4 separate regions of the Homo sapiens genome follow, and all the other regions are linked to region 1. The links are chromatin loops, found by intact Hi-C in ENCODE. Cell type or tissue: heart left ventricle. All regions are shown on one strand. Region 1 overlaps LINC01269 (long intergenic non-protein coding RNA 1269). Region 2 overlaps LOC100506358 (a long non-coding RNA gene). Region 3 overlaps TTC9-DT (TTC9 divergent transcript). Region 4 overlaps SLC8A3 (solute carrier family 8 member A3).

Region 1 (8,000 bases):
AGAGACCCAGTCCTGACTCCGGGACACTGTTGGAACCCTCTGTGTGCCTTACTTTCCCTCCTCCAGCAAGAGGCCCTCCGTCTGCCCACCCACCTCCCAGGATATTCCTAGGAAGGATCAAAGAGGACCTCTTGAAAGGGCTGGCTCCCACTCCAGATAATTGCTAGGTAAACGCACCGTGTGTTTAGGATATAATGGGCCAGTGCAGACAGAGCTGAACAGAGGAAATTGCTCACTTCAGGGAGGGGCAGGAACTCTTCCAGGCCATTATGGTCCACTAAGTAAGCTGCCTTTGTGCCAGGTGAAATGTCTCCCTGATGACTTGAAGAGTGAACTGTCTCCTACCATTTCACACTGCATTTTGGTTACCGAGCTGTGATGCTCCCTCTTTCTCTCCGTGAAACCTCTGCAGCAGGGTCGCCATCACACTTCCGGCAGAAAGACTGGGAAAACAAGCCACTGATTTCAAAGAGGGTGCAAATTTATGTGGAAGGAGGTAGGGGAGGGAGGGTGAGAGACTGCTCTGGAGCTCAGTGAGGGACCTCAGGGTTACACAAGAAGGGACTCTGCGCTGGGTTCCAGGCCTGATTCTTTTATTTTCTCTTTTTCTTTCTTTCTCTTTCTTTTTCTTTCTTTCTTTTCTTTCTTTCTTTCTTTCTTTCTTTTCTTTCTTTCTTTCTTTCTTTCTTTCTTTCTTTCTTTCTCTCTCTTTCTTCCCTCCCTCCCTCCGTCCCTCCCTCCTTTCTTTTTCTTTCTTTCTTTCTCTCTCTCTCTCTTTCTTTGTACAGAGTTTTGCTCTTGTCACCCAGGCTGGAGTGCAGTGGTACAATGGCGTGATCTTGGCTCACTGCAACCTCTGCCTCATGGGTTCAAGCAATTCTCCTGCCTCAGCCTCCCGAGTAGCTGGGATTACAGGGGCCCACCACCGTGCCTGGCTAATTTTGTATTTTTAGTAGAGATGGGGTTTCACCATGTTGGCCAGGCTGGTCTCGAACTCCTGACCTCAGTTGATCCACCCGCCTTGGCTTCCCAACGTGCTGAGATTACAGGTGTGAGCCACTGCACCTGGCCCCTGTTTATTTCTTGATGCCATGCATCAGCTGAGTGGCTTTGAGGAAGTCAGTTCATGACTCCGGCCCTCAGATTTCTCATATAGAAAATGAGAAGATAATTGCTCAGTTCACACCCAGCTCTAAAATCCTGTGATTTTAGGCAGAAGAAGAGATTGCATGGAGCATTTTAGTGACTGGGATGGCTCATGACTGGGCTGAGATGATCGACCTTTATTTCAGATCCAGAAACCTCTTCACCTGAACCTCATTGCCACAAGCCAGACCGAGACCTAGACAGGGATTTTCACACCAACAATGAAAAACACACTTAAGGAGCCTGATTATTTTTACCTGGAGCTTGGAGGCCCAGAGGAAAAACATACAAATAGGGCTTGGGACATACACACACTCAGCTTCTGAATTTTAATATCAGAAGATCATTATCATAAGCTGCATCAACAACTTGGGATCCCAACTGGTGCCAACTAAGCCTTCTCGCTTAATTACATGCTTAGAGCACTACAATTTAAAATCCTGGCAACCATGTTCTATGCAATTAAAAACAAACTCACAAACAGGCCTTACTTGTGCCTCTAATATGTTGTTAAGAGTTTGTCCCTGCTGCTCACCCACTTTCCTGGGAACACTGCTTTTCACCAAAGAGCCTCAGTCCCCACATCCCAAATGCCTGTCAGTCACCCTCCAGCTTCTGTCAAGAGGCCCATGGCCAAGTGTCATGCAAACCAACAGCTTTGCTTATTCCCACTCTGAGCTTCCAGATAACTATGCCTCCATTAATCCCTACTGAGGAACACAAGATTCCTCAACTACATTGGGGATGCTGAGTGGATTTTGCCTCATCAGTGGCTTTGAAAGTTGGAAGTGAAGTATTGGGATCTAGCCGTGATTGGCCTTCATTCATTAATCAGTGCTGCTTTCTCTACCTTTCCAGGTTTATGAGCAGGAACCATTGCTTAAGAAATACTCACCATCAAGCAGAATCATGAGGGACAGAGCACCATGAACTCAGGGAGCAAAGAGAACACTGTGGGGGTATTCTTAGGGATGGAATCTCCACATCAAATCTATTGGCAAGACCTGGATGTTCTTGGAAATGTGAAACATTGAAAATGTTGAACATTAATCTTCTCCTCATCTCCAGTATCAACACCCAACTGAGGCCACCATCATTTCTTGGGTTTGGGTGGACAATTGCAACAGCCACCTATGACTGCTGTGACTTTGTCTATGACTCCAGTTAATCCATCCTCCACTCCACCGCCTGAATGATCTCTTCAAAATTCACAGTAGGTAATGACACCCCAGTGGAAAATGCTGATTGCCTTCTACTTAGAATAAATCCCAAATTCTTTACTGTGGCCTATAAAACCCTCAGTGCAATCCTCTCTGGATGAGCTCATCATTTTTAAGTCTCAGGTTAAATTAGCGGTTCTCAAAAGGGAGCAGTGTTGCCCTTTAAGAGACATTTGGCAATGTTGGGAGATATTTTTGGTTGTCATAAGTGGAAGTCAGGGGGTGCTACTGGCATCCAGCGGTCAGAGGCCAGGGATGCTGTTGAACATTCTGCAATGCACAGAATAGTCCCCTATAGCAAAGAATTGTCTGACCCAAAATATCAGAAGTGCCAAAGTTAAGAAATCCTGACTTAAAATCACTTTCCTGTAGTGACTTTATCTGACCATCTTTATCTCAAATTGGTTTCCATCCCCTATGCTCTTCATACCTCTAACCACAATTTGCAATTCCCTTCTTATTGTCATTTACATACATGTAAGCTCCACATACCGGGCTATGGACAAAGTATGTCTTGTCCAACTTTGTTGTCTCAACATGTACCACTTAGCAGATGCTCAATAAATATTTGTAGGAAGAAGAAGGGCAGGAAGGGGGAAGGGCAAGAAGAAAAGGCAGTCAAGGTGAAGCAGCACCCCTGCCCTTCTGAGCCCCTTTCAGTATCATGCTGACTCTCATCTTCATGTGGAAAACCTGCCATTTGACTGGGCCAGTTGCACTGATTATGTTTTACCGGAGAATGAGCCGAGTGGACTAGGAAAACACTTTAAAACTCAGTTGTGGGGCAGGGTAGGGGGTGGGGGCATTGGCATGAAAATGTTTAGATTTCTTCAGTATTGACTTTGTTTTGTCAAACAAGTCCTCTTGAGGGTAGGGACCATGTCTAGTTCAGTCTCCGCTGTAGCTCCAGCACCTTGCATAGTGCGTAGTGCAGACATAGTGGGTTTCCCAAAAGTGTTTGTGAATATGTGAGTACCCCCCCAGCCTGCAGGGGAGGGAGGGTTGATACCCCACTGCACCCACTTCTTCAGCAGCTCATAAACCCACTTATGAAGCCAACCTTCAGGTCAGACTCTTGCTTTTCTTCTTATTAGTGGCCCTTAAAAGAGCATTGCCAATAAAAACTTCAGCTCTGGAAAAGAATTCTGGCCTTTGTCAGCTATTTCCGACAGCCCTTGAAAGAAAAATAAATTTGGCTCCAAGTTTTCCCATGCCTGTTTATAGTTCCTCACACAAAGCTCTGCCGTTTATACAATTTTGTCACCCAGAGACCCAGCTAACTCTATCTCAGAGGCAGCCTCTCCCGTCCCCACCTCAGCAGCCTCCACTCCAACTTCCTCCTCCCCACTTAGGGCTTCCAAGGACCCATGAGGATAAGCTGCAGGCTGTGAGGTTTCTATAGTACACTCCTTCCTGGAATGACTCTGCCTAAATTTCACCTTTAAGCCTCAGAGATTCATGTTATCTTATTAGCAACACAAAATGGAAAAGACTGAACCCTTTCAGTTTAATCTGCTGAGTTTCTGAGGCTGCAGGGAACTCCTCCAAGGAATGTGCTTAGCTTTTGTTAGAGGAAGTTAAAAAAAAAAAAGGCCCAACATATTATTTGGCATAAATCTACTCATCTAATTTAGATTGTAGAAACCTATTGATTAGGTTCCCAAGCCTGTCACTTTTTCCCTATAGCGACTACAAATATCACTGCCATTGGGAAATTTCACATCATAAAACTCACTACTATGATCCCACTTTCATATTTTCCCTCTCTCTCTCCATCTTTTCCTTTCTCACGCACACAAAATCTGTTCTTTGGTCTCATCAGCGCCATCTGGTGGTGTTTCAAATGTTTCAGTACCCTTTAAAAAAAAAAAAAAAAGATTGAAGACCCCAAAGAGCACCTGAGTATGTGTCATATCTATCACAGTTATCCTATTCAAAAATGAAACTGGCCAGGCACGGTGGCTGACGCCTGTAATCCCAGCATTTTTGGGAGGCCAAGGTGGGCGGATCACTTGAGGTCAGGAGTTCCAGACCAACCTGGCCAACATGGTGAAACCCTGTCTCTCCTAAAAATACAAAAATTAGTGGGGCACGGTGGCAGGCACCTGTAATCCCAGCTATTCGGGAGGCTGAGGCAGGAGAATCAATGGATGTCATATAATGAAATGATGTCATATAATGAAATGTGTCAACATTGAAGATCTGTATAACTCAAGGAAGCAATATTTCCCAAATGGCCGTGAATGAGATTACAAAATCATGCATTCAAAATGCATTCAATCCAGGAGAATCGCCGGAACCCAGGAGGCAGAAGTTGCAGTGAGCTGATATTGTGCCACTATACTCCAGCCTGGGCGACAGAGCAAGACTCCATCTCTAAAAAGAAAAAAAGAAAAATGAAACTGAAAACTTTTGGAAAACATTTATTGATCCATTTAAAAATAACAGTAATAAATGTTTAACATAAATAACAAATTTTAATAAAAAAATCTGTATTTTCCAAAACAAAAACAAATTTAGGAAGAGTGGCATTATTTTACATTTTTGCACATCTCTTTAATGTCTGACTTAAAAGACACCTAAATTTTCATATCTGCTTCTGTGTTCAATCTGTTCCAATATCTTGTTTTAGTTGAAACATATGAAGAAAATCTGGCCTCACACAGATATGTAGTTGGAAAAGAAGTGAGTATTTTAATAGCCTTTTAAGATCATTGTGGGTATTCTTCTTTGATATTATTCCAAAACTCCACAAGTTATGGTTTCTTAAAAGTTAGCTGGAATGGAGAATCTGAAACCACATCCATGAACTTTTGGTACTGTTATGTTAAAACCTGCTGTTCTATCTTCGACTTTGAATGCATTTTTGCATGCATGATTTTGTAATCTCATTCACTGCCATTTGGGAAATATTGCTTCCTCGAGTTATACAGATCTTCAGTGTTGACACATTTCATTATATGACATCAAAAAATCACATTGACTGATACTGTTACCAATTTCCTAAAAAAGTCTTTAGGTACCAAGAAACTGCCAAAGCCAGGTATGGTGAGGGCTCATGCCTGTAATCCCAGCAGGGGAGGCTGAGGCAGGTGGATTTCTTGACTCCAGGAGTTCCAGACCAGCTTAGCAAGATCCCGTCTCTACCAAAAAAAAAAAAAGAAGTAGAAAAGAAAAAGAAAAATTAGTCGGGTGTGGTGGCGTGTGCCTGCAGTCCCTGTAGTCCCAGCTACTTCGGAGGCTCAGACAGGAGGATTGCTTCAGCTCAGGAGGTCAAGGCTGCAGTGAGTCCTGATCATGCCACTATACTCCAGCCTGGGTGACAGGGTAAGATCCTATCAGGGAGGAAGAAAGGAGGGGAGGAAAAAGGGAAGAAAAAGAGAGGAAAAGGGGAGAAAGGGAAGGGAAGGGAAGGGTCAAGTTCATGATAGACAAAAATTTTCCAAAATTCTAATTTTCAATTGAAAGCTTGAATTTCATCGTTGGCAACAAATACAGTTGTTTTCAGTGAAGTGACAGGCTAACTTTGTTCACTTGCAAGAAAATATCTGTGAAATACTCAATCCTGAATAACCATAGTTTGCTTGACAATTATCCTTTCAAGTAAAAACAGTGTTTCATTTAAAAAAGAAAAAAAAAAAGGCCGGGCACGGTAGCTCACGCCTGTAATCCCAGCATTTTGGGAGGCCAAGGTGAGCTGATCACGAGGTCAGGAGATCGAGACCATCCTGGCCAACATGGTGAAACCCCATCTCTACTAAAAATACAAAAATTAGCTAGGTGTGGTGGCACGTGCCTCTAATCCCAGCTACTTGGGAGGCTGAAGCACGAGAATCGCTTGAACCCAGGAGGCAGAGCTTGCAGTGAGCCAAGATCACACCACTGCACTCCAGCCGGGTGACAGAGGGAGACACTCCGTCTCAAAAAAAAAAAAAAAAGAAAAAGAAAAAGAAAAAGAAAAAGAAAAAAAAAGGCAGCTAGTTCAGCTCGCAACTCAATCACATATGTGCTTTTCCTCCAGGCAAACTTGTAGTTCAATACACAGCAGAAATACTTGATGTGACGATGTGACTTCACATTTCATCTCAGAGAATGTTAAAAAGATATAGTTAAGCAAGAGTCAGGATTTAATTAACATAGTAATGTTACTAAGTAACTATTGCTTTATCAAGGGCATTCTTAAGTGAAACTGGCATTCCCATTACTTCAAGCGCCTGGTGATGGAGAATACAAGGAGTGCTGTCCCATTTGCTGTCTCTGCCTGTCCCAAGATGCCAGGAGTTTGACCTGCCGTGCTTTTCGGTGCAAATGTCAACACAGTGAAAAAGATAAACAACAGTTTAGTGTTATTGTGAAAATAGTTTTGACCTCCCCTATCTCCAGGGATCGACGGGCCAAACATTGAAAACTGTTACATTACTGGGACAAAACTCCCAAGATGGGTTGTAGGAGGAAGGAGGGAGGGGCTGTTATATTCTGACTTTAATATCATTTGCTCAGAGATAGGAGCATAGAAAAGATCCCCTATGCCTGAAATTTATCTCCTAAACCTCTCACCCCACATGTTATTTTCCATTTCCTTTTCTGATTCTGCATAGAATGTGTCCTGAGAGACACATTTTTTTCCTCACCCCAGGGCAAACTAAATAGCACAGGCAGAACCCAGCTGGAAGCACCCTCTTCATCTCCCACCTATGTAAAAATTAATCTTTTTTTCCCTACCAGTTATTGCCTAACACTAGTGCTTATCACAAAGAAAAGGCTGCAAGAACAAAGTGCTCTGTGAGATAAGGAATTTAAGATAAGTGAGCTGGCAGAGGATAAAATCCAATCCCCTTCACACAGCTGCTCCCAACACCTGGCTTCCCCATTAACACCACTCCCAGGACTATTTAAGTCTTAGTCATCTTCCAGGTCTCAACTGGGACACCACTTCCCACCTCTTGTCTGCCTATCTGTGCCTATCTCGCTCCCTCTCTCCATATAGGAAATACAGATATAGAGACAGAGATAGACATTAACAGATAGATAGATATTGAAATATAGATTATCATAGTGCCTTAATTGTTGGGTAAGCTGATTTTCCCACTAGATGGCAAATTCCAAAAAAGTGGCAGTCATTTTCTGTCCCATTCACCCTCAGGGGTTTTAAAACACTGAGATGATGTGTTTGAGCATTAGTTAAGGACATGCTTTTAGATGGGGAATGCCTTTCCTTACAGCACCATTCCCCACTGCATCTTACTGTCATAAGAGTGCCTCACTCATTGACCTGTCTGGTCCCACACAGAACTGGAATTTGCCAGTCACACTGCAACTGGGACCAGAGTCATCCCTCGATAACCATTTGTCAGAGGATTGGAGGGATGAGTCTTTTCTTTTCAGGTTGGGTAAAGTATAGAACTAGGTGGGAATCGGTGCTACGTTATCGGGCCACTCCACACTAGCCATGGCCCTCAGGATGTCCCTCCATCTACAGGTGTCCCGTGGTGCTTGGTACCCTTCTCCACTGCATCCTAGCGTGTTCAGTCTCACCAGGGAGACTATCATCTTCTAGGGGATGGAATCTGATCTCTATTCCTTTCTTCTCTTTCCCATCTTGCCTTGTCTCTTTCCCTCACATTTGACCACTTA
Region 2 (8,000 bases), 900 kb before region 1:
ACAACTACATGGGAAATCTATCTATCCCGACCCATAGCCTCTAATAGACCCACCTGTGTAGTACAAATTAAAGGAAAGAAATTTTATGGGCTTATGGATACGGGAACTGATGTATCAGTAATATCTAAAGACAATTGGCCCACATCCTGGCTCTTGCAATTAACTTCTACATCCCTAGTGGAAGTAGGAACAGCTCAAAGTGTTCAACAGAGTGCTGAGATTTTACCTTGTCTTGGTCCGGATGGGCAGTCATGTACTTTTCAGCCTTATGTTGCAAATATAGCTATCAGTTTATGGGGCTGAGACTTACTTACAGCATGGGAGATGAGACTTACAAATGAAAACTTTGATAACCCAGGATTTAAAATGTTGAAGGACATGGATATCAGAGTGAAAAAGGTTTAGGGAAATTCCTACAGGAAAATCCTAACCTGATATCAGTAACTGGCAAAACAGATAGAAAAAGGCTAGGAAATCAGGATTTCTGACAGAGGTCATTGATATTTCTCCCCTGCCCACTGCCTTACCATTAGAATGGCTTAGTGACAAACCTGTGCGGGTGGATCAATGGCCCCTAACACAGGAGAAGCTAGATACCTCTGGTGCTTCAGCGCAATGCTGAGAGCTAATTACAGTCATTCAGGTTTTACAGCTCACAGCTTCAGATCCTATCAACATTGTCTGTAATTCAGCTTATGTTGTAAACGTAGCCAGTCACATTCACATGGAAACTGCTACAGTTAAAAGTACACTAGACCCAGAACTGCTTAATTTGTTTCACTTATTCTCAAATGCTGCATGCTACATGCCAAACAGGTGAGACAGCTGGTCATGTACAGTGACATTGTCTGTCATCATTTGCTCATATGGGGATACTTAAACAATTAAAAACTGACAATGGACTCGCTTATACTAGTCATGCTTTTCAAAATTTCTTATAGCTTTGGGCTATAACCCATAAAATAGGAATTCCTTATAATCCTAAAGGACAAGGCATTGTAGAGCAGGCACATTGAACATTACAACACATGTTGAAAAGACGAAAGGGGTATAGGAGGCCAACTACCACCTCAATCAAAACTACATTTAGCCTTATTTACTTCACATTTTTGGACTCCTGGTACAGATGGTAAGACTCCAGCAGAAAGACATTGGCAAGTGTTAGAGGAAAAGAGGAAAGTTTATCTGAAAGCATTATGGAAATCCCTGGAAGGACAATGGAAAGGTCGGGTGGATTTACTGACGTGGAGAAGAGGGTATGCTTGTGTTTTCACAGGAGATGGACAAGCCGTGTGGGTGCCCTCAAGGTGTGTGCAACCATGGAATGGGAGACTGGAGGAACCCAGGGTGGCCAACCATGGGTCCGGTCCCTCTGGTGTGAGCCATGAGCCAGCTGAGCCTGAGTGCGAAGACGGAGAGAAGGCCGACCACAGTCATGACATCAACCCCCATAACCTGGGGACAACTCAAGAAAACCACACAGGAGGCTGAGAAACTACTGGAGCACCAGGGACAGTCTGTAAAGTTGGATGGACCATCAATGGGAAAATGAGAGCTGCCCACCCTGGCCTTACACTCCTTCAATTAATACATAAACAGAAAGGAGGATATACAGAGAGCCAAAGGCCCATGGGACGTGACCAACATTCCACTGAGTCTATACGATCAAACAGCAAACTGTTTATCATGAATACAGAATGTGGGCAAACTCATGACTGTGCCTGCCCCAGAAGGTTTGCTGAGGGCAATTGCTTCCTGACGCCAAGCTCCTTGAGGTTATCTATTGGGACATCCAGAGAATGCAGTCTTGCAAGCCTACTCTGGACCGAGCAGCTGACCCCCTCTTCCACTTCCCTTCACACTATCTCTTTTGCCTAATAAATACGGAAGGCTGTGTACAAGGTCAGGTCCCTTGTCCACTAGAGGCAAGGTGCTTCCTGACCCTTCTTCCAAATATACTCTTTTGTCTTTGTCTTTTATTCCCGCATTTGCCTCCTTTGTTCAGTTCCCCTAGGTCCTTGCAGGTTACAAATGGGCAAGCAACTGGCTGGTTTGGAAGGGACTTCTGGGCTGGGATAAGAAGAAGCATAGTGCAGGACTCAGGAATGGGATTAGGGAAGGAGTGTTCTGGGCGGAGGGAACAAGTGGAGCGGGCCTGGTTTGGGGCTCATTTGGCTGAAGGGGCAGAGGAAAAGTTAAGGAGGAAGGGGCACGCTGGTCGGTGTAGGCTGTGGAGGGGACTGCTGATTGTGATTGTATTCTCAGAGTGGTGGGGGCCATTGAACATTTTAAAGAGGGCAGCAACATGATCATTCATTCTGGCTGCTTTGTGGGAAATGCCTTCCAGGGATTAAGAGTGGAAGAAGGAAGATGACGACAATCCAGACCAGAGATGAAGGTGGCTTGAGGGCGGCTTGGCCACGGCTGTGCTGTCCCACATGGAAGCCATTGGCCAATTAGCTATGAGCACTTGGAATGTGGCTGGTCTGAATGGAGATGTGCTGTGAGTGTAAAATACAGACTGAATTTTAAAGGCTTAGTACAGAAACAAGAACATCAGATATCACACGGATAATTTTTAAAACTATTGATTACACGTGGAAATAACACTGTATTTTGACCACCACGCTGTATGGGGTTAAATATTTTATTAAAATTCATCTTGCTTGCTTCATTTTACTTTAAAATCTGTCATCTAGAAAATCTACAGTTAGATACATGGCTTGTGTTTGTAGCTTGTGTGATATTTCCAGTGGACAGCAGTGGACTAGAGTGCGAGCAGTGCGTGGCAAGAAAGGCTTGGATCTGTGTTGATCCTGAAATAGAGCTGAGGAGAGCATCAGGGGTAAAGGAGGGAGAGCTGAGCCATGGGTTTATCGGTTTTCCAGGAATGAGGGATCCTGGGGAAGAAACACGTCTGGGGAGAGGCCATTCATGAATAAAATGTGCAAATGTTGAGCGGTCCCTTCATCATCCAGGTGGAGATGTGGAGTATGGGGCTGGACTTTAGAGGCAGTCAGGATGCACAATGGAAGTCATCAGCGTTTGGGTGGCATTTATAGCGCTGGGACTGCAGGAGATGATCTGGAAGTGAACATGAAGACGGAAGAGAAGAGGACTGAAGTCAGAACCCTGAGGTGCTTCAGCATTTAGAGTTGGGGAAAAGGAAGAAGATGCAAAGGAGACTGGTAAAGAATGACTAGTGAGGCCACAGAAACCCAGAAGAGTGTGGTGTCAAAACGCCCTGAAAAACCACCTGGAGGACCGGACCTAAGTGGCTGCTGCCCCCTGGAAGCAGGTCCCCCGCGGGGAGGGGGAAAGGAAGGGCTGCACTGCAATGCTTGGTTCCTTATCCTGAGCTCACCCTTCCCATCAGTCACTACACAGCAGCAGAGAGGAGGGACCTGGGCCTGGAGAGTTCCACAGAAGCCAGGGGCATGGAGATGGCCCCCACATGCCTGCTGCCTTCGCCTTTCTCTTCCAAGAATCCAGAGTGGCTGAATTGGTTCAACCCTCATAACCGATAATTCTCCTGCACTTGAATCTTACTCTCTCCAGTCTATTCTACCACACAGAATGGGACATGGAATCTCTCAAAGCCCAGCTCTGCCCTTCTCTGTCTCTCTGCCTCCTTGTCTCTCTCTCTGTCTCTCTCTCTTACTTACACACACACACACACGCACACTCACACACACCCCATTTAGCAGCCGTCAGTGTGAAATGGATTAAAATCCAAGTTCTTTTTTTTGAGACGGAGTCTCGCTCTGTCCCCCAGGCTGGAGTGCAGTGGCGTGATCTCGGCTCACTGCAACCTCTGCCTCCTGGGTTCACGCCATTCTCCTGCCTCAGCCTCCCGAGTAGCTGGGATTATGGGCTCCCGCCAACATGCCCGGCTAATTTTTTGTATTTTTACATGTTAGCCAGGATGGTCTCGATCTCCGCCCGTCTCGGCCTCCCAAAGTGCTGGGATTACAGGCGTGAGCTACCGCGCCCGGCCTAAAATCCAAATTCTTTAGCAAGACGTCCAAGGGCTTCCCTGATCTGACCCCGATCAGAATCCTTCCTGTCCTGGGGGGGCCCACCTCTCCTTGGAGGAGAGTGTTCTCTTCCTCCTTAAAGGTTTGCCACATTTGTGTGTGCTCCATGAAGGTGCTTGGTAAACATCTGGAAACCCTCAGGACACCTTCCATAGGCCCTTCTGTTCCTTGTTTCCCTGCCATGGCTTCCCCACCGGAGGATAAGCTTCTGGAAGACAGGAGCAGAGACGTGAGTGGGTGGATCGGCAGGGCAACTCTCTGGGCACCCAGTTGCACGACAGCTTTCAGGTTTCGGACTAGTTTTGGCAGTGTTATCAATAAGTGGTGACTTGTTATCCACATTTAAAATTCTTAAATTTGCCTCTCAAAAAATCGCCCAATTTAAAAAATTGCAAAAGAGAACAGAAGAGAAAAGAAAAATTACAAGAAAGTTGGAAACATTTTGCTGACAAAAAATTTTTGAGACCTTTTGGACATTGCTTTATATCTACATGCTTGTAAATGAGCTTCTTTGGTTAAGTGTGAATGATTAAAGCTTTACATGGGTACATGTAGGAAATTCCTTATTTAAGCATAAGGGATTACATGATTTTTGTTTTATTAGAGAATCCCTTCTCCAGCCAAACAAATGTTAAAGAGATTTGAAGGGGCCCCAAGTTATCATCCGCTGCCCAGAAGCCCTCATGTCTCCATCTGATTCTATAAAGGAGTGTGGGTTGGTCAGTCTTTACATTTCCTGTAACTCTTAGAACGCTGTTAAATAAGTGATGCTTTACACGTGGTAGGGCACTTGCTGTGTTCACCGGAATCAAACTAACGGACAAAATTTCAGCTGCACTTATAAATTCTACCACCAGAGGGCAGTAAGTCATCACTGATGGGATTGCCCTGCTGTCCCTTAGGTGCAGGGCAATCCCGTCAGCGGTGTTTGGGGAGGCGGGGAGGGGGGTGCGGAGTGCAGATGCGGGGGAAGGAAGGGATAAGGAAGATGTTTTCATATGGATAATCCTTTGTGGAAGCCGGAAAAACCTGCCAGAGGGATAACTCAGCTTGACCTGATTCACAGCTTCTTAAAGCACTGTGTATAAACACAACTTTCGTATTGATTTTTCTATACATCCAAATTTCCCCTTGATCTTTCAACCACAGTAGTTCTGAAATAATATACACTTCTCTTGCTTATGTGGTTCAGATCTTCTCTTCCCAATTCCAAGACTTCTAATTGGTTCATAAAGCAACATTTAAGAATACGAAGTCCACTTCCTTCCCCATTTAATAAAGGAACACCTATAGTGCCTTCTGAAGGCCTGCTATGTGCCAGGCACTTTACATATCAAGTCCTTTTTATTTATCAAAACAACCCTGTGAAACAGTTACCATTAACCCCATTTTACAAATGGGAAAACGGAGGCACAGAGAGATAAAATCATTGGTCCCAGAACAAGCCAGTGGCAGAGTGAGGATGTGAACCCAAATCTGCTGGCCTGCCCACTCATGCATGTATCCCAGTTTTTCTCCACCTCAGCCCTATTGCCGCTTTGGGCTGGATAGTTCTTTTTTGGGGGCAAGGACTGTGGGCTGTGTATTGCAGGATGTTTAGCAGCGCTATCGGCTTCTACCCCCTTGATATCAGTAGCACTCTTTCCCCTAGTTGCAACAACCAAAAATGTCTCTAGACATTGCCACAAGGCCCCTGGGTAGCAAACCGTCATCGGGGAGAACCGCTGATGTGGAAAAGCCTTGGCTGGGCTTCCGGATGCAGCAGACCAGTGTTGCCTTACAGCAGGAAGCCAGGGCTCTGTCCAGGCGCTGGCCTTCCAAGTGTCCCGCTCCAGCTGTCTTCCAGTTGCTGCTCTCTTAGAATGAGGCATCCACAGTACCTACCTGCTGCACTTCCACTTTTCTGCACCATATTCTATTTTCCAGGGCCTCCCTGGGCTTGTTGCTGGTTCTCCTGGCTGCTGGAGTGTGCACCTCTACCCCTGGAGTGTGCCCAGTGTGTCTAGCCAGTGGGGAGGGCGGTAGGCAGAGCTGGACATGGGAACTAGGTTATCTGGATACAGAAGTGCATGCAAGGCCCCTCTGCTGGAGGATGCTGTTAGAGGTGGGAAGAGAAGGGTGATGGGCTGTGGGCCAGGGTCTCCATTTGTATCTTGACTAGTTCAGGGTGGGCCTGCTTCAGACCCCTGCGGCTGGGGTAGTTGGGGGAGATGTGCTTGTAGGTGATACATTTGTGACACCCCAGTTTGAAGACCTCAGAATCACCGTGTCTGCCGACACAGAAAGGCTGTTAGGGCTCCAGGCTGTCTCCTGAATTATGTTTCTTTAGGGAAGTTTTCACCATGTTTACTGCTCACTTGGTGGTCATTTCCTACCTACAAAAGTCACTCTTTTTCTCCTGGAAAAGCAGACAGGAGTCAAACTAACAAAGGCATATGGAGAAGAGGGGCTCAGCCAGGCTCTCTTACCCACTGAGGAACCCTCACTCATGACAGCCTTCCAGTGGAGAAGCAGTCGAAATCATGGCTTGTAGCCCCCGCAATGGAAATAGCTTTATTTTTATTAGAGGAAATCATTGAAATGACTTACAGGCATACTTGACTACAAGTAATAGAGGTGTGGAAATGTTTTAACTCATTTGCAAATACTTGAAGTACAAAATTTACTCAGAATTCTCATTAATGGGTATTTATTTATTTTTAATTTTATTATTATTATACTTGTTTTAGGGTACATGTGCACAACGTGCAGGTTTGTTACATATGTATACATGTGCCATGTTGGTGTGCTGCACCCATTAATGGGTATTTATAATGTTGCTTTCAATCATTTAAACACAATAAATAATACATATCTGTCAACAGAGGACTGGTTATAAATTTATAGCACATCCGCATGCTGGAACCCAAGGCAACCATTACAGCCAGCAGCAAACTTAAAAAGATGAGGCACACTGGGTGTGGTGATGCACGTCTGTGTATCAGGTACTAGAGAGGCTGAGGTGGAGAATCCTTGAGCCCAGGAGTTCAAGTCCAGCCTGGGCAACATAGCAAGACCCTGACTCAAAAAAACAAAAATGAGAAAAAAAGATGAGCCAAGAGTAATTTATTCACATGACAAGTATATTCTGAGCCTATGGTATGTGTTAGTGCTGAGTAAAACCCTGGATAATAAAAACATGCTTTGACTTGCAAAGATATCCATCATAGAACATTAAGTTTAAAAAGCGAGATCACAGCATACATAATACAATCACATATATGCTATCATATATTTATACAGAGGTAACAGTAACCATTTACTAAATGCTAAGATTCACTGCACACCAAATATTAGGCTAAGCATGCATGTATGATAATTTTATTTAATCTTCACATCTATGAGGTAGGTTTTTTTTTTTCTTTTCTTTTTTTTTTTCTTCTGAGATGGAGTCTTGCTGTGTCACCCAGGCTGGAGTGAGTGGCACCACCTCAGCTCACTGCAACCTCTGCTTCCCACGTTCAATCGATTCGCCTGCCTCAGCCTCCCGAGTAGCTGGGATTACAGGCATGCACCACCATACCTGGCTAATTTTTGTATTTTTAGTAGAGACAGGGTTTCACCATGTTGGCCAGGCTGGTCTTGAACTCTTGACCTCAAGTGATCTGCCCACCTCTGCCTCCCAAAGTGCTGGGATTACAGGTGTGAGCCACTGTGCCTGGCATGGTTTTAAATACTTATAAGTGCATACATCTCACCTATTTCTTGCTAAATTTAATCCTTGCTATTTCATAGCTTTAGCTTTGTTTGCTGCTTCAAAGTGGAACCCCTCCCCTCAGTTTTCTAACTGGATTTTCCTTTCTTTGTCACAGTATTTGTATTAGTCAGAGTTCTTCTCTAGAGGAATGGAACTTATTTTGTATATATATATGGGAGTTTATTAAGTATTAACTTATACAATCACAAGGTCCCACAATAGGCTGT
Region 3 (8,000 bases), 91 kb before region 1:
TGACTAGATAGTAACCACTGATGTTAGGCTGATATTAAACTAAATAGAGACAATATTCTCTCATGTAAGCCTAACAACAATGCTTTGAGAGGATACTGGAGCTTAGAGAGGTTAAATAGTGTTCCCAAGGTCACAGAGCCGATACTCTAACAACAATGTTATCTTGGCTCCTTTTTTTTTAATCTTTTACTTGTGTCAGTGACAATACTTACCTCAACAATAACTAACTTGTGTGAAGTATTTACTATGCCCTAGAAATTCAATGAAAACACTTGACAAGGATTTTAGCATTTAATCCTCCCAACAGTTTTATTGTATTGTATTGTATTGTATTGTATTGTATTGTATTGTACTGTATTGTATTGTATTGTATTGTATTGTATTGTATTGTATTGTATTGTATTTTTTGAAACAGGGTCTCACTTTGTCACCCAGGCTGGAGTGCAATGGCACAAACATGGATTACTGCAGCCTCAACCTCCCAGGCTCAACTCATCCTCCTGCATCAGCCCTCTTAAATAGCTGGGACTACAGGCACAAGCCACCATGCCTGGCTAATTTTTTTGCATTTTTTGTAGAGATGGGGATTCATCATGTTGCCCAGGCTGGCCTCAAACTCCTGAGCTCAAGCAATCTGCCAACCTTGGCCTCCCAAAGTGCTAGGATTACAGGCATGAGCCACTGCACCCGGCCAATTGTCCCCATTTTTAAGACAAGGAACCTCAAGCCTAGAGAAGTTGTCACCTGCTCAATGCACACAAGTGACAAGTGGTAGAACCAGGATTTGAATATGAAAAGTCTAACTTCAGAGACTTCACTGTACTTACCACACTTTGGCCTAGGTGACCTCTAAGGACCCTCTTCTCTTACTCACCCCCGGCCATCTATACAAAGATTCCGTGATGTGTTCCTGTACCAAGGTGGCTTATCACACTTCATTTCACATAAGATATACTGCTAAAATTATGGCTTTGAATTATATATTGACTTTATAATATTAGGATATTTAAGTTTAGAAACTTTATATTCAACTTGGTTTAACAAGTTCTTTGGCCTAATCATTGGAAGTAGCTGAGAAGGAAGGGGCAGGTGAACCATCACAGGTTGGCTCAGGACCAAAATGAGGCAGAAAGGTTTATTTTTCAACCCTAAAGGTACAGGAAAAGGGCTGAGTCACCCCACACTCCCTAGCTAGATTCTGGAAAAATCTAGCACCTTTCCATACAGCAGAAGCCTCCTTTGCCAATGGCAGCCTCTGCTTCACCAAGCAGTATTCTATTGGCTCTTCTTTTGGCTCACAGAAGCATAAGCCTGGCTAGATTTCCTTGTTAGTGCTCAGGAAGAATTCCAAACCCCAGATATATTGGGACAAAAAAAAAAGAAAAATATTTCACCTTTCTCTGGCTTTTTTTTTTAACTGAAAGAGGATTGGTAAAGGAAGTAACCATAATTTTTAAAAAAATATTTTAAATAAATCCTGAGCATGGTACTCCCCAAAGTCTCTAAGCTAATGGGTTAGACTAGAAAATGAACACTTGGCCTCTTTTTTTGTACTTTCCCTCTAACTGTCTGATAGGCCCCAATTCCCACAACAACTTTGAACTGCTCTTCAGCCCCACAATTCAGATCTAACAATTCTGATTCTGAATTTTTCTTTAGACCTTCCCTCTCTTTTTCCACATACTAAGTTGGCTCTGATAATGCTATAAAGTAGTAGCATTCCTACTTTGTAATAGGAATGGAAAGGAAATCTGGCCATATTCAGGAGCTCCATGATTATGAACCCATATTACAAAGTAGTAGCATTATCAGAGCCAACTTAGTATGTAGAAGAAGAGAGGGAATTCACTTTAAAACTTAAGTAACAGCCAACTTAAAACAATGCAGTCTCTTTACTTCTTAGCACAGAAAAGTACTTAATGAAGATAGAATGTATCTATCAACTAAGACGCAACTTAGTTGCTGGCAAATACAAAGTAAAGAAAGACTTGGGCCGGTCAGTGGCTCACGCCTGTAATCCCAGCACTTTGGGAGGCCTAGAGGGGCAGATCACGAGGTCAGGAGTTTGAGACCAGCCTGACCAACATGGTGAAACCCCCTGTCTCTACTAAAAATACAAAAATTAGCTGGGTGTGGTGGCACACACCTGTAATCCCAGCTACTCAGGAGGCTGAGGCAGGAGAATTGCTTGAACCCGGGAGGCAGAGGTTGCAGTGAGCCGAGATTGCACCACTGCACTCTAGCCTAGGCGACAGGGCAAGACTCCATCTCAAAAAAAAAAAAAAAAAAGACTCGAAGAAGAAAAACAAGAAAGAGGTAAAGAAAGAAGGGAAACTGTTAATAAATTCTGTCTGTGGTATAATATGTACTTTTATGGTTCTCTTAATATTATCCTTAAACAGCCTCTTTAATCCCCACCAGTGAGCCTAAACTTTTATTTACTAGAGGAGTTTAGAGAGCCCTGAGTTTCTGGTTTTGACAAGTCAGGTATTTTACATTCCTAGTGTAAGATTATCTGGTTCATGTAAGAGAGTTAAGAGGAAATGAAGCTGTATGTTCATCCTAGTTTTTTCTTTCTGTCCTACCCACCCTTGTGCCCAAATACCTTCCTCCTTGGCCCACACTCTAGTCCTGAGTTTACCAACAAAGTCTCAGCATCTCTACCTATGGGAGGGCTGGGGCAGAATGCAAGAACAGGGAATAAATAATGGATGATTAGCTTGGCTGGTGACAGACTGTTGGAGCACTAGCAGAATCTGCAGGAGTTCAGATGCAATTCTGCAGATCTGAAAACATCTTGGGTAAAAGAGAAGGGAAAGGAAATCTGGCCATATGCAGGAGCTCCATGATTATGAACGCATATTCCACAGTTTTCACAGGGCAACCAGAGCTATCCCACACAATTCAAACATGTGTGGTAGTCAAGAGAGTGATTTGAGGAACATGGAAATAGCCATCTGTTCAGAAAGAGGTCTCTATTGCTGGGTCTGAAATGCCCCTTTCACACATCAAACCTTGATGACATCCTAGTTTCAACATTAGGACACCAAAGGAACCACATTATACCATTCAGGTACTCAAATCCAAAGGGAATAGATGGAAAGACTTTAGCGGGAGGGAGTGTTGTCAGCAAGATGGTGGAATAGGAAGATACAGGCCCTCCTTTCCCCACAGGGACACTGAGTTAACAATATACAGGTCAGAATGAACTCTAGAGACAGGTTGAAAAGCTACAGCACCCAGGTCATTGTAAAACCAAGAAGAGATTCTGGCAAAATGGATAGACAATTTTGCAACATCTGGCATGCCCATCTGTGTCCTTTCCTCTACGTGGCATAAACCTGAGCAACTTTGGAGAAACCCCTTACTCCAAGGCTCCACCCTCAGGGATGGAAACAGAAGAATGAGCCATGCATTGAATGTTCTGGCTTATCTGGGGGCTGCCCAAGGGATTAGTTTCTGTCTCACCTAACAGAAATCAGTGCTGACAGGACCAGGTCAAGCATTTGGAAGCCACTAAAAACAGAGGTGAGTAGCAGGTTAGAGTCGCAGTTCCACAGGCAGACACCAGAAGGAGTAAGAGATCAGAAAAGGTTTGAGAGGTCCTAGATCCTCCAGCAGGGTTGATTGGTGAAGGTCTTTCCCTGTATGAAGCCAAAGACTAGGAAAGGTCTTCAAATGGCCAAGTTCTAGCAAAACATTTTAAGACATCCAAAGAAACAGAGAAATTTGGCACAAAGGATCAAATAAAACTCCAGAAATCAATTCTGAAGAAATATGATCTACTAGTTGCCTGAAAAGGAATTTAAAATAACTATCATAAAGATGCTACCAAAAGGATAACAAACACTATCATAAAGATGCTATCTAAAAGATAACAAACACTGGGCCGAGTGAACACTGATAGGCAACTAAATAAAATCAGGGAAATGATGCACGAACAAAATGAGAATATCAACAAGGAGATAGAAATTATAAAAAAAGAACCAAACAAATTCTGTAGCTGAAAAATATAATAACGGTACAAAAAATAGTAGAAGGATCCAACAGCAGACTTGATCAGGCAAAAGAAATAGTCAGCAAACTCAGAGACAGATCATGTAAAGTCACTGAGTCAGAGGAGCAAGAAGAAAAAAAATGAAGAAAAGTGAAGACAGCCCAAGGGATTTACAAAACACTATCAAGTAGCCTAATATATGTATTATTAAAATCTCAGAAAAAGAATGAGAGAAAGGGACAGAGAGCTTATATGAACAAATAATGGCTGAAAACTTCCTAAATCTGAGGAAAAAGAAGAACATACAGACTCAAGAGCTCAATTCAGAACCCTAACCAGAATAAATCCAAAAAGAATCACACCAAAACACATTGTAATCAAACTCTAAAGTCAAAGACAAAGAGAGTAACTTGAAAGCATGAGAAACGCAATTTGTCACATAAAAGGAAACTTCCATAAGATTATCAGTAGATTTCTCAGCAGAAACTACAGGTTAGAAGGGAGTGGCATGATATATTCAAAGTGATGAAAGGAAAAAAATAGTCAACCAAGAATACTGTATCTGGCAAACTGTTCTTCCAAAATTACGAAGAAATTAAGACTTTGAAATAAACAAAAGCTGAGGGAATTTATTACTACTAGACCTTCTCTATAAGAAATACTAAAGGGAGTCCTTCAAGTTGAAATGAAAGGACAGTAGAGAGCAACACAAAGCCATATGAAAATAGAAGGTTCTCTGGTAAGGGTAGTACATAGCCAAATATAGAAACCTATACTGTTATAATTTTTGTGCATAAAATATTAATGACAGAAATATTTTAAAAATAGATCTGTGTTAATGAGTATACAATGTATAAAGAAGTAGTGTATGACATCAGTAATATCTGGGGAGAGTAGAGCTGCAAAGGAGCAGAATTTTGTCTGCAATGAAGTTAAGCTGTTATCAATTTAAAGTAGAAGGCTATCATTTTGAGATGTCTTACATAACTAGAATAGTAACCACAAAAAGCTATAGAATATACACAAAAGAAAATGAGAAGTAAATCCAATCACATTGCTACCAAAAAAAAATGAAATATAAAGGAAGACAATAACAGAGGAAATGAGGAAGAAAAAAGCTATAGGACATACACAAAACAATGAACAAAATGGCAATAGTAAGTCCTTCCCTATAGGTAATTACTTTAACTGTAAATGGATTAAATTCCCCAATCAAGAAACAGAAATTGATTACATCAGTTTTTAAAAATAGGATCCAACTGTTTCCTTTCTACAGGAGACTCACTTTAGATCTAAGGACATGCAGAGATTGAGGGTGAAAGGATGAAAAAAGGTATTCTATGCAAATGATAATCAAAATAGAGCAACAGTGGCTATACTAATATCAGACCAAATAGACTTTAAATCAAAGACTGTTACAAGAGGCAAAGAAGGACATTATGTAATGATAAAATGGTCAATTCACTAAGAAGATATAACTGACAAATATTTATGTACCAAACATCAGAGCTCCTAAACATATGAAGCAAAACTTGGCAGAATTAAAAGGAGAAAGGTCACTTTCATAATGAATAGAACAACCAAATAACATCAATAATGAGTAGAACAACCAAATAACATCAATAACATCAGTAAGAGGACTCGAACAACACTATAGACCAATTGAACATAACAGATATAAGCAGAACACTCCATCCAACAACAGCAGAATATAAATTCTTCTTGCATGCACGTGGAACATTCTCCAGGAGAGACTACAAATTAGGCCACAGAACAAGTTTTAGCAAATTCAATAACATTGATATCACACAAAGAATGTTTTCAGCCAGGCATGGTGGCTCATACCTGTAATCCCAGTACTTTGGGAGGCCGAGGCAGGAGGATTGCTTGAGCCCAGGAGTTTAAAACCAGCCTGGGCAACATGGTGAAACCCTGTCTCTACCAAAAATACAAAACTTAGCTGGGTGTGGTGGTGCATGCCTATAGTCCCTATAGTATATGCCTATACTCAAGAGGCTAAGGCAGGAGGATCACTTGATCCTGGGAGGCAGAGGTTGCAGTGAGCTGAGATCTTGCCACTGCACTCCAGCCTGGGCGACAGAGCAAGACCCTGTCTCAAAAAAAAAAAAAAAAAAAAAAAAAAAGTCGTTCATATGGATAACTGTAAAAAAACCCACAAATGTACAAAATGTACAAATGTGTGGAAATTAAACAACACACTCTTAAACAACCAATGTGCCAAAAAATAAATCATAAGAGGAATTAGAAAATACCTTGAGAAAACTGCAAATGAAAACACAACATACAAAAACTTACAGGATGCAGTGAAAACAGTGCTAAGAGGGAAGTTGTATGGCAGACACATGTGACAGCAATAACTCAAGCATACCCTGAGAATGACCCTATGGTCTAGGAAGAATGTGTGTTCAGAGTTTCAAGCTAAGGAATTCAGGAGTGGCCAACCTGGAAATTCACTCCTTAACTATGAAGAACATCCAAACCCCTGGTCCATCCCTTCGAATGTAGGCTGTACAGGGGATCAAGGCCCTTTGTTTTGAGTTAAATGGATGTTACCAAGTGGAGGTTGTTAAGTGGAGGTTGCTAAATGAAAATGTGGTATAACATACATGATTTACATGGGAGTGTAATGAAAATGTGGTATAACATGCATGATACAAATGGGAGTGGTTTGCCTGTCCAGCTCACTGGTCCTGGACGACTGTGTGCATAAGTCCCCAATAAACCCTATGTCTTGTTCGCTGGCTCTGGTCTCTTCTTCAGCCTCTGTGAATCAATGTGAATCAATGGAATCAATATGGGTCCACCACAACAGAAGTTTATAGCTGTAAATGCGTACATTAAAAAAGAATAAAGATCTCAAATCAACAATCTAACTTTACACTCAGAAACTAGAAAAAGAAGAACTAAACCCAAAGCTATGAGAAGGAACAATAATATGATTAGAGCAGAGGTAAACAAAGTAAAGAATAGAAAAACAATAGGAAAAATCAATACAACTAAGAATGTGTATTTGAAAAGATCAACAAAATGGACAGGCCATTAGCTAGATATACTAAAAAAAAAAAAAAGAGAAGACTCACATAACAAAATTTTTTAAAGGGGGTACATTATAATCAATATGACAGAAATGAAAAGAATTATAAGATAATACTATGAACAATTTTCACCAACAAATTGGATAATCTAGGGAAACAGATAAATTCCTAGAAAGATACAACCTACCAAGACTGAATCAAATACTGAAGAAATAGATAATATGAAAGATCAATAACAAGATGTTGAATTCGTGATCAAAAACCTCTAAACAAAGAAATGTATAGGACCAGAGGGCTTCACTAGAGAATTCTATCAGACATTTAAAGAATTAACACCAATTCTTCTGAAATTCTTCTAAGAAATGGCAGATGGGGAATACTTCCAAGCTCATTCTATAAGGCTATGAGGCTAGCATTACCCCGAGACTAAAGCCAAAAAAAAAAAAAAAAAAGCCACCAGAAAAGAAAACTATAGACCAATATCCTGGAGGAATATTAATGCAAAAATCCTCGAGAGAATACTAGCAAACTGAATTCAGTCAGATGTTAAAAAAAATTACACACCATAGCCCAGTGGGATTTATTTCTGAAATGTAAGAATACTTCAACATATAAAAATCAACCCATGTAATACACCACTTAACAGAAGGAAAGGGGAAAAACACATGATCATCTCAATGCAGAAAAAGCATTTGACAAAATTCAACATACTTTCATGATTAAAAAAAAACTCAACAAACTAAGAATAGAAGGAAACTGCCTCAACAAAACAAAGGTCATTTATGAAAAGCTCACCGCTAAATCATACTCAGTGGTGAAATACTGAAAGCTTTTCCTCTTAGATGAGGAACAAGACAAGGATTTCTACTCTCTCCATTTCTATTCAACATAGATTGGCAATCCTAGCCAAAGCAATTAGGTAAGAAAAAGAAATAAAAGTTATCAAA
Region 4 (8,000 bases), 670 kb before region 1:
GACTGTGCCGTGTCATGCTTTACCCTTGTGCCTTTGAATGTGCTGTTCACTTTTTGTCCATCCTTCAATATGAAGCCCCTCACCAAAGTAAATCATGATTTCATCTTCCTTCAAGATCCTACTTACCTGTTACATTCTCTGTGAAGTCTTTCCCAATTCTTCCAGGCTGAGTTAATGTTTCCTTCCATTGTGTTCCCATGGCATTCTGTTTAGGTCACTCTTAGAGTGTTCAGGGCATAGGACTGCCATTAGCATTTGCACTTTGGTGTCCACATGCATCATAAACCTCTTCCCATCACTTGGCTTTTAGAAGGGGCAATAGTACCTACAATGTGATCATCACCCTCCTCTCCACACCTGGGTTGTTTGTACCAGAAGTGAACATTTGACACAAAGCACCCAGTCCATAGGCACTGTGACTGCCTTCTACAAAGGATTCTGCCTTCTCAGAATGGCCCTCTGGAGATGGAGAGTTGACCATATTCTCTTGATAGAGAATTTGCACTCAGAGGAAAAGAGGGAAGTTCCAGTTCATTGTGGTGATCAAAGCTGTGAGGTCATGATATAGTGTCAGGGCTGGTGACTGTGCTGGGCTATGTGCAAGAAAATAAATCAGAGGAAGCACCTTGGGAGATAAAGGAAGAGGATGGGCCCAATGGGCAGAGGGAAGCAAGGGTGAGAGAGGCCAGGTGGCTTGGGGGAGGTAGGGAATGTGGGCTCAGTTCCTGATGGCTTTCAGGCTCCTACGGCCTGGCTGTGCCTCCTGCCTTGGGTTCCACAAGATCCTGCCACCAGGCCTTCGCAGTATTGCCCCTGTTCTTTGAACAAGTTTAGTGGGCTTCTTGATCACTTGCCCCATGTAGACTGTGAGTTCTTTTGTTTGTTTGTTTGTTTGTTTTGTTTTGTTTTAGAGAGAGTCTTGCTCTGTCGCCTAGGCTGGAGTGCAGTGGCACAATCTTGGCTCACTGCAACCTCTGCCTCCTGGGTTAAGCAATTATTGTGCCTCAGCCTCCTGAGTGACTGGGATTACAGGCATGTGCCACCATGCCTGGCTAACTTTTAAAAATTTTAGTAGAGCTGTTAGCCAGGCTTGTCTTGAACTCCTGGCCTCAAGCGATCCACCCACCTCAGCCTCCCAAAGTGCTGGGATTATAGGCATGAGCCACCATGCCCAGCCTAGACTGTGAGTTTCTTGAGGTCAGGAACTATGTCTTGCTCTTCTTTGTATCACCAGAGTGTCATTCAATATATTCAACATGCTCCTAAATTTTTTGTTGAATGAATGATGAGTAAATGAATGAGTGAAGACATGTCTGTTGGTAATAGGTGCAGGGCACTGTTTTCCTAGCTGGAGTCTGTCACGGCCAATGCCTTTCTGATACAGAAACCTCCTTCCTCCATAATTACCACAGCTTTTACTACTACTTACATCTTCCAACTTCGCAAAGTCCAGGTTTTGACAAGTGGCATTTTCCTGAAGTATTTTTGCTTAGAATATACTGGGTCTGACACATTGGCACCTGAGTGTGAGAGGAGGTGACACCTTCACCTGAGTCACGTCTCCTCACAAGAAGCCCACAGTGGCCCCCTGGACCTTTCACTGAAGAAACACAGGTAGAAGCAAGCTGTATGTAGAGAGATATAGTATAGCTTTTATTTTTTTTTTGAACCAACCCAACATTTCCACTGGCAACTGTCAACATAGCTTATGACATGAGCACTGTTTCTTTTTTAATTATTTTTTTCTTAAAAAATGTGTTTAAAATTAACAGGTGTTTTTTAATTTCTTCCCCCCCCCCCTTAGAAAATGTATTTATGTCAATGCAGAAAGCCTAAAGATCCGTGGGCAGTTTCGTGATGACATCTTATGTCTGTTTATTTGTGTGTTTGTGTGCGTGTTTTAAAGCCAGGTCCTTCCCACATTCGTTGAGAAAAGGTCTGTAGGGCACGGAGATCTCTTTCTCCAAAAACCCAGGCTCCAAGGGATTATGACAACTAAGATTCCTCTTACTGGAGCAAGAACTACCCCATAGGCTGGAAAAATAGCTTCATGAAGTTTAAGAACAAGCAGGAACATGGGAGAAATGAGGAATTCCAGTTCCTATCTTGTAAAAATGCTTTCATATGTGACCTGAGGGACCAGGAGAGGTGAAGGGAGCCCCTGGTTCTCTTATAAAATCTCTAAGTTTTTACACCACTTCAAGAAATATAGTCAGCCCTCTTTGTATAGAGCATTAGGAAGCAAGAGCGTGGTGAAGCTGACATTTCTCAGGCACATTGACATTTAAAATACAAACTTTTCTCTTAAAGATCTCACTGGTTGGACATCTCTTCTCTCCTGCCTCAGGTACAAAGCCAAAGATAATCAAGAAGGCCTGTATCCCTTTTGTTCTTCCAGTAGCCCTTTGTCGTCACACACCATTCCTATTTTTGTCCCATCTCTTCTATTTGGCGGGTCTTCCTGCAGAAGGATACACAAGTGGACACTGACACAACAAGACACACAGAATTGGAAAGGCTTGGGCAAAGAGGGACAATTGCTTTTTGTATCTGACTTGATTCAACATAAGCATAAAAAGCTCCTCCTGCTCCAGTTGAAGCTCCTGTAAGATCTTTAGTACCCTGCGTGGGTGAGTGAGCTTATTTCTACCCCAACACCATCACTCCTCCCAAGAACTCAGAGAAAACAGTGAGATGGGGAACTGGATCTTGATGGAGCCAAGAGGTGGCAGGAGAGCATGTGTCTAAAAATTCATGTTTCTCTCTGTTGGCTCGGACCTGGAATTCCTTTGTGGCACCTTTTTCACTCACTTCAGAAAAAAAAGACAAAACAAAATAATAAGCAAAACCTAATGGCAAAACGAAAGCAACCACAATAATGATTACAATGAAAAAAGAACCCCACCCCAGCCACATGAATGTGACTCATTTTCACGTCTTGTCAGCTGAGTGAGATAATAGGGACATATGGAATTGGGCAGAGAGGAGAAACCCTGCTTCCAAAGAAATGAGAGGCAAAGGAATAATCAAAAGATGGAATAGAAGGAGGCGAAAGGCTCTGACCTTTGCTTTGGGTCAGGGATATGAGGGGGAGATGGGGTGGAGGTGGATTTGTTGCTGTTGCTTGTTTGTATTCAATTAAATACTGTGTAAAGTCGGTGATTCCTCCATTGTTTGATTGATTAAGACTTTGCCCTTTCAGTTAATTGCCAGGGCCTAAGTTGGGTGAAGTTCCTGGGGCTTAGGTCCTGATGCTGCCTCTCCAGGGCAGTGCAGTCGGGAGAGATCACTGGTGGGGAAGTGCCCTTCTCTTAGGAGAAGTCCTAGGCCTGCCCTGCTGGAGGCTCTGTTGTGTGGCTTAGAACCCCTTGATGTAGCAATAGGCCTCTAGTGTGGCAAAGAGTATGTAGAGGAGCCACAGGCTCACAAAGAGCCATGTTGTGGCGAGCTTGCAGCCACGGGGGCCACCAAGCTCCCCTCCCAGGTGCGGCCGCCTTCGGTACAAGAGCACGCTGATGCAGACAAATGCAAAGATGGTGAAGAGGGTGACGGAGAAGGCCAGTGTGCCGGCCGACACGTGGAACTCCTGTCCCTGCAGAGCCCAGTAGATGGCGGCCACGGACCAGGCCAGGCCGATGCCCAGGAAGACATTGACGGCGTTGCTGCCCGTCACGTTGCCAATGGAGGCGTCTGCATATACATCCTGGAGGGCAGCAGCTTTGCTGGCAAACGTATCTGGAAAAGGACAAAGACACATGGGAACTGGTAGGAGGCTAAGGTGTGCAGGGCTTGTCTTCCAGTATGCCCAAAAAGCAGCTTGAGCTGGTGGGCTGAACCCAGGAATGAGAGACAAGGGCTAGGGGGCCACTCCTAACTCCTAGTTCTGCCGCAAGCAAGCCGTGTGGCCCTGGGTAGGTCACATCCCTAGTCTGGGCTTCCCATTCCTCATCTGCAGTGATCTGAAAGATTCTGAAGGGCTTTCCAGTTCTGATATTTACTGAGTGGGCTTATTGTTCTCCTTTGACTACTTTTTCAGTAAGGGAAGTTTGCCATCCCATAATATCTCCCCAGGGAACCTTGACACCCTGGGAAGCTGCTTGGAGTAGATGCCTGATTTTAACTGTCATATGGGGCATTTATTCACGAACCACCAACAGTTATTGAGCAATGCCTACTGATTGAGCACTGGGTGAGGTGCTGGATTTTGGGGACAGAGGACATGTTGGGGAACCATGATGGGGACATGCAGGGTGAACTGTGGACTCAAGGAAGACGGGGCTCTGTCTTTGTGGTTTATATATGTATCACAGGGCCTTGCAGGGTGTTTGACTTTAGATCTTGGCACAGATTGTAGATACAGGGAGGACTGTCAGAGACATCTAGCCCAATTCTTTTATTTTACAGGTAAGAAAAATAAGGGTCAAAGAATTTACCCAAGGTCACATAGGATGTTAGCAAGAGACTTGACCCTAAAGTCCTCATGTAAGGACCCTTTCCATACCTTCAACTATATCCAAAGAGCTTCAGCCAAAGCCACTAAATCAGATGAGTGGATCACAGGGTAACCTTCTTAAAGCCTCAAATGTTGTTAGCTGTTGTCTTGGCCAATTGCAAGGACTTGGAGATGCCCAAAGGTATCTGCCTGGCTTACCTCATTATTGCCATTTTTTTTAGATCTCCCAGAGAAAACCTCTTACCCTTTCTTGCCTATGGCCTTGTTTTTTTGTTTGTTTGTTTGTTTTTGTTTCTGTTGTTATTGTTGTTTTTTGCTTCTGATCCTCTGATATTTCTTCCCACCTCTATGCTTTCCCCCATATTTCCTCCCTCCCCTCTGATAGTTCAGGTCCCCCAAGGCTTGGAGAACAGAGATCACAGGGCATCTCATCCACAGGCCTTCCTGGGATCATCCATCTAATTTCCAACCTTCTGATGCATTTCCACGATAGCTAAATCTCTTGCATCACTAATGGACAAATAATACCGCTGGCCTGCGCTGGGGTTTTGGAAAGAGGTTTTCCTAGAATTTGATGTGAATTCAGCTACTCTCTTGAAGGATATGTTTGCTTGGTACAGGAAAGATTTCCCTTGGCCCAGCCAGAAAAGTCCTGTCTGATGAGATTCAGCCTAACTTCCCTGCAGGAGGATGTGCTCTGTTTCTTTCTGGGGCAACTGGGATGCCAGCTCCCTGGCAGAAGTTCAGAGTTCAGAGGCCCCAAAGCCCCTAACTGAATTAAGTAAAGAACCTGGGCTAGTGCAGCCCCTGTCTACCTGCTAACTCCTACATTCAGGCCCAACTTCCTTCCGTATGCAGTACCTTTTCTTTTTCTTCCTAGGATTTAACAAGATAACTTTAATTACAGTAGTTGAGAGTTGCCTCCTTCAGTAGATTATAAACTCCACGTGGAGAAGGAAGCATGTGTATCTTGCCTTTCACTATAGTCCCAAAAACTAGCACAATACTGTAACAGGCATAATAGGTGCTCAGTAAATATTTGTTCAATGAGTAAAGGAATGTCCGCTCCTTTCTGTTTGTCTCTGAGTGTTCCTAAGAAAAAGAAAGAGTATGTAATTCATCCTATAAAAAGATAAAAGCTGTGGAACTTCCTTTGGCTGTCCTGCTAGGAGATACTTTGTACTCACAGTGTCCTTCCAAGTAGAGGAGGCCAAGAATGTATGTGGGCATTTCTCCTTTGATATCTTTGAGCTGGCTAATCTTTAACCTCTCAGAGATCGCCAGAGGTAAATAGAAGGAGAACAATATCTACATTCTTTTAATTTCACTGTTTGTGGTCTACTCACATAATGTGGAGGTTAAGAAATTGGACCACTTACTTGGGCATGTAGCTTAACCTCTGTGGGCCTCAGTTTCTTTGTCTGTGAAGTGGGGATAATAACTTACCCTATTTAATAGGGCTTTGGGAAACATTACAGGGGGAAAATGTAAATGTGTAAATTGCTGAACACACATGGTGTCTGTCACATTGAAAGTGCTCAAGAAATATTAGCTGTCATTACTAATGTCATTATTCATCTCTTTGATTGACTTTTGTGCACTTTAAGGGCAGAGGCTCTGTTAAGTTCAGATCTGAGATGGTGTGGAAGATAATGAGATGGAGTCCAGGGGTCATTTGAACCAGGTAAAATCCTCTTTGCAAATTCAAGCACCTCTCACTCTCACCTGGGACAGAGGTGCCAAATGCCACGAAAACAACAGCTGTGACTGAATCTTTGAGACCAATGGTGCAGCCGAAGTGCGAGGCCAGGTCCCCAATGATGGCGGTGAGCATGCCAATGATGAGGATGGAGACGGCGAAGCAGGCCCAGCCGTGGCAGTACTCTGTGGGGGGCACACAGGCAAACAGCACCTTCCAGAAGACAGTCAGGAAGTGCATGACGTAGTCAAAGCAGGAGGGCAGCCTCTCCTCCCCGGATTCATCCTCATCCTCATCCCCTGCTGAAGGCAAGATAAACAGGCAAGAGAACGGGTAACGAAGTCAGATAATCATTCATGAGAAAGTCAAGCCCAACCCGCACCACAGGCATCATCCGCTAGAAGGGGACTCCAGCTGTCTTCTGGGCAGCTGGTGGGGGCCAGGGCCAGCGTGCCAGAAAATAGTGGGGAAACAATTTGGGCTGCCTCATAGGTCAATTTGAATGCAGGGCACCAAGGTAGAGTGGGAGAGAGAGGGCCAGGGAATAAGGAAGAGAAGAAAGAAGGAGATTAAGAGGGACAAGACAGTGGAGCAGAAAGAAAGGAGGATGCAAACCATCATTCTCAGCAAACTAACACAAGAACAGAAAACCAAACACTGCATGTTCTCACTCATAAGTGGGAGTTGAACAATGAGAACACATGGACACAGGGAGAGGAACATCACACACTGGAGCCTGTCAGGGGTGAGGGATAGGGGAGGGATAGCATTAGGAGAAATACCTAATGTAGATGACGGGTTGATGGGTGCAGCAAACCGCCATGGCACGTGTATACCTATGTAACAAAACTCTATGTTCTGCACATGTACCCCAGAACTTAATGTATAATTAAAAAAAAAAAGAAAGGAGAATGCACAGGCTGCATTTTGTTGTCTAAGGAGAGAAGTGAAATCAGTTCGGTGTGGCCACTCTTCACTGGATGCCAGCAGGGCTCCTCTCAAATTTTCTGACCTGACTGCTGCAATAACCATTGTGGTTCTGGTCATTATCTGTCCCCTGAGGGATGGCTGTCATTCCAGATCACGAGAATATACTGCAGAGCCAGTGCCCTCCTCCAAACATCTCATGGGAAAAAGCAGGATGGGCCTTGATTGTCCTTGCCAGGAAATGTGGGCAGAGTTGCCCACTCAGCAGCCCTGGAGGGGAGGGTATGCTGAGGCATGCCTGTGCCTTGCCAACGGCAACTTCTGTCATGTTTTGGCATAACCGGTAGAAGCTGGGGTTTGAAAGAACAGGAGTCAGAACACTTGGGTTCTCATTCCAGCTTTGCCATGAAGAAAATCTGTAAGCTGGGGTAAATCATCTCTTATTTCTGAACCTCAGTCCCCTCCTTTGTAAAAGGAGCAGGGTAGATGATGTGGCCTACATTCCGTTTATTGTCTTGAGGGGCACAGTCAGGTCATCAGAGGGGGAGCTAGAAAGATCTAAAGCAGGTGATGAGAAAAGTGGGGTAGCAGCAGCAGCAGCAGCAGCAAACCTCTCTTCCTGGCTGTCTTTTTGCTCTGGCTCTGGGGCCTTGGGGATATGACCCTGTGGGTTGCTATGACAACAAAGTCTCTCAATAAAAGACAAGGCCAGGAGGCCTCAGTGGTGCTGAGAGGTGATAGTGATGGTGGTTGGGAGACCTTTTCCGTCCCTGTTCCAACCAGCAGTCCCCTCAGGCTTCTAGGACTCCCGGCTGTGCTGTGGGTCACTACTGAGGGAGCCTGTCAGTAAATGCCGAGGGAGGGGTATGGAATCATCCAGAGTGTTTTGTTGGAGAGTCAATGCAACACATTTTATAAACT

What was found. Hi-C counts contacts between places; a loop is a spot of excess contacts. Peaks named below come from ENCODE experiments on the same cell type or tissue, not always from the same donor. Only the 100,000 strongest peaks of a DNase experiment are listed, where the experiment ranks them.
Region 2: it touches region 1 in a loop (9-fold over the local background); 9 of 110 quality-filtered maps call a loop at or near these places.
Region 3: it touches region 1 in a loop (15-fold over the local background); 78 of 110 quality-filtered maps call a loop at or near these places.
Region 4: it touches region 1 in a loop (7-fold over the local background); 14 of 110 quality-filtered maps call a loop at or near these places.

The regions. Positions count from the first base shown.
Region 1 is chr14:70,710,006-70,718,005 of GRCh38, forward strand. It overlaps LINC01269 (long intergenic non-protein coding RNA 1269), which reads left to right. Exons shown (of 4, transcript NR_125769.1): 4 at 2,005-2,148. Among named protein-coding and RNA genes, the nearest start is that of LINC01269, 15 kb to the left of the region's middle. RefSeq lists an enhancer at 1,007-1,056. In heart left ventricle, CTCF peaks have their summits at 4,192 (motif pointing left) and 4,392; no DNase peak of the experiment used is centred here; H3K27ac peaks cover 250 bases; H3K27me3 peaks cover 884 bases.
Region 2 is chr14:69,813,989-69,821,988 of GRCh38, forward strand. It overlaps LOC100506358 (a long non-coding RNA gene), which reads left to right. Exons shown (of 2, transcript NR_149012.1): 2 at 1,277-1,979. Among named protein-coding and RNA genes, the nearest start is that of SLC10A1, 21 kb to the left of the region's middle. In heart left ventricle, CTCF peaks have their summits at 4,884 (motif pointing right) and 5,092; no DNase peak of the experiment used is centred here; H3K27me3 peaks cover 3,298 bases.
Region 3 is chr14:70,618,746-70,626,745 of GRCh38, forward strand. All of the region lies in intron 2 of TTC9-DT (TTC9 divergent transcript), which reads right to left. Among named protein-coding and RNA genes, the nearest start is that of TTC9-DT, 19 kb to the right of the region's middle. RefSeq lists an enhancer at 3,477-3,596. In heart left ventricle, a CTCF peak has its summit at 3,575; no DNase peak of the experiment used is centred here.
Region 4 is chr14:70,042,589-70,050,588 of GRCh38, forward strand. It overlaps SLC8A3 (solute carrier family 8 member A3), which reads right to left. Exons shown (of 7, transcript NM_182932.3): 6 at 6,179-6,454; 7 at 1,627-3,735. The coding sequence ends at 3,359. Among named protein-coding and RNA genes, the nearest start is that of SNORD169, 68 kb to the left of the region's middle. In heart left ventricle, a CTCF peak has its summit at 3,609 (motif pointing right); a DNase peak (open chromatin) is centred at 3,623; H3K27me3 peaks cover 2,903 bases.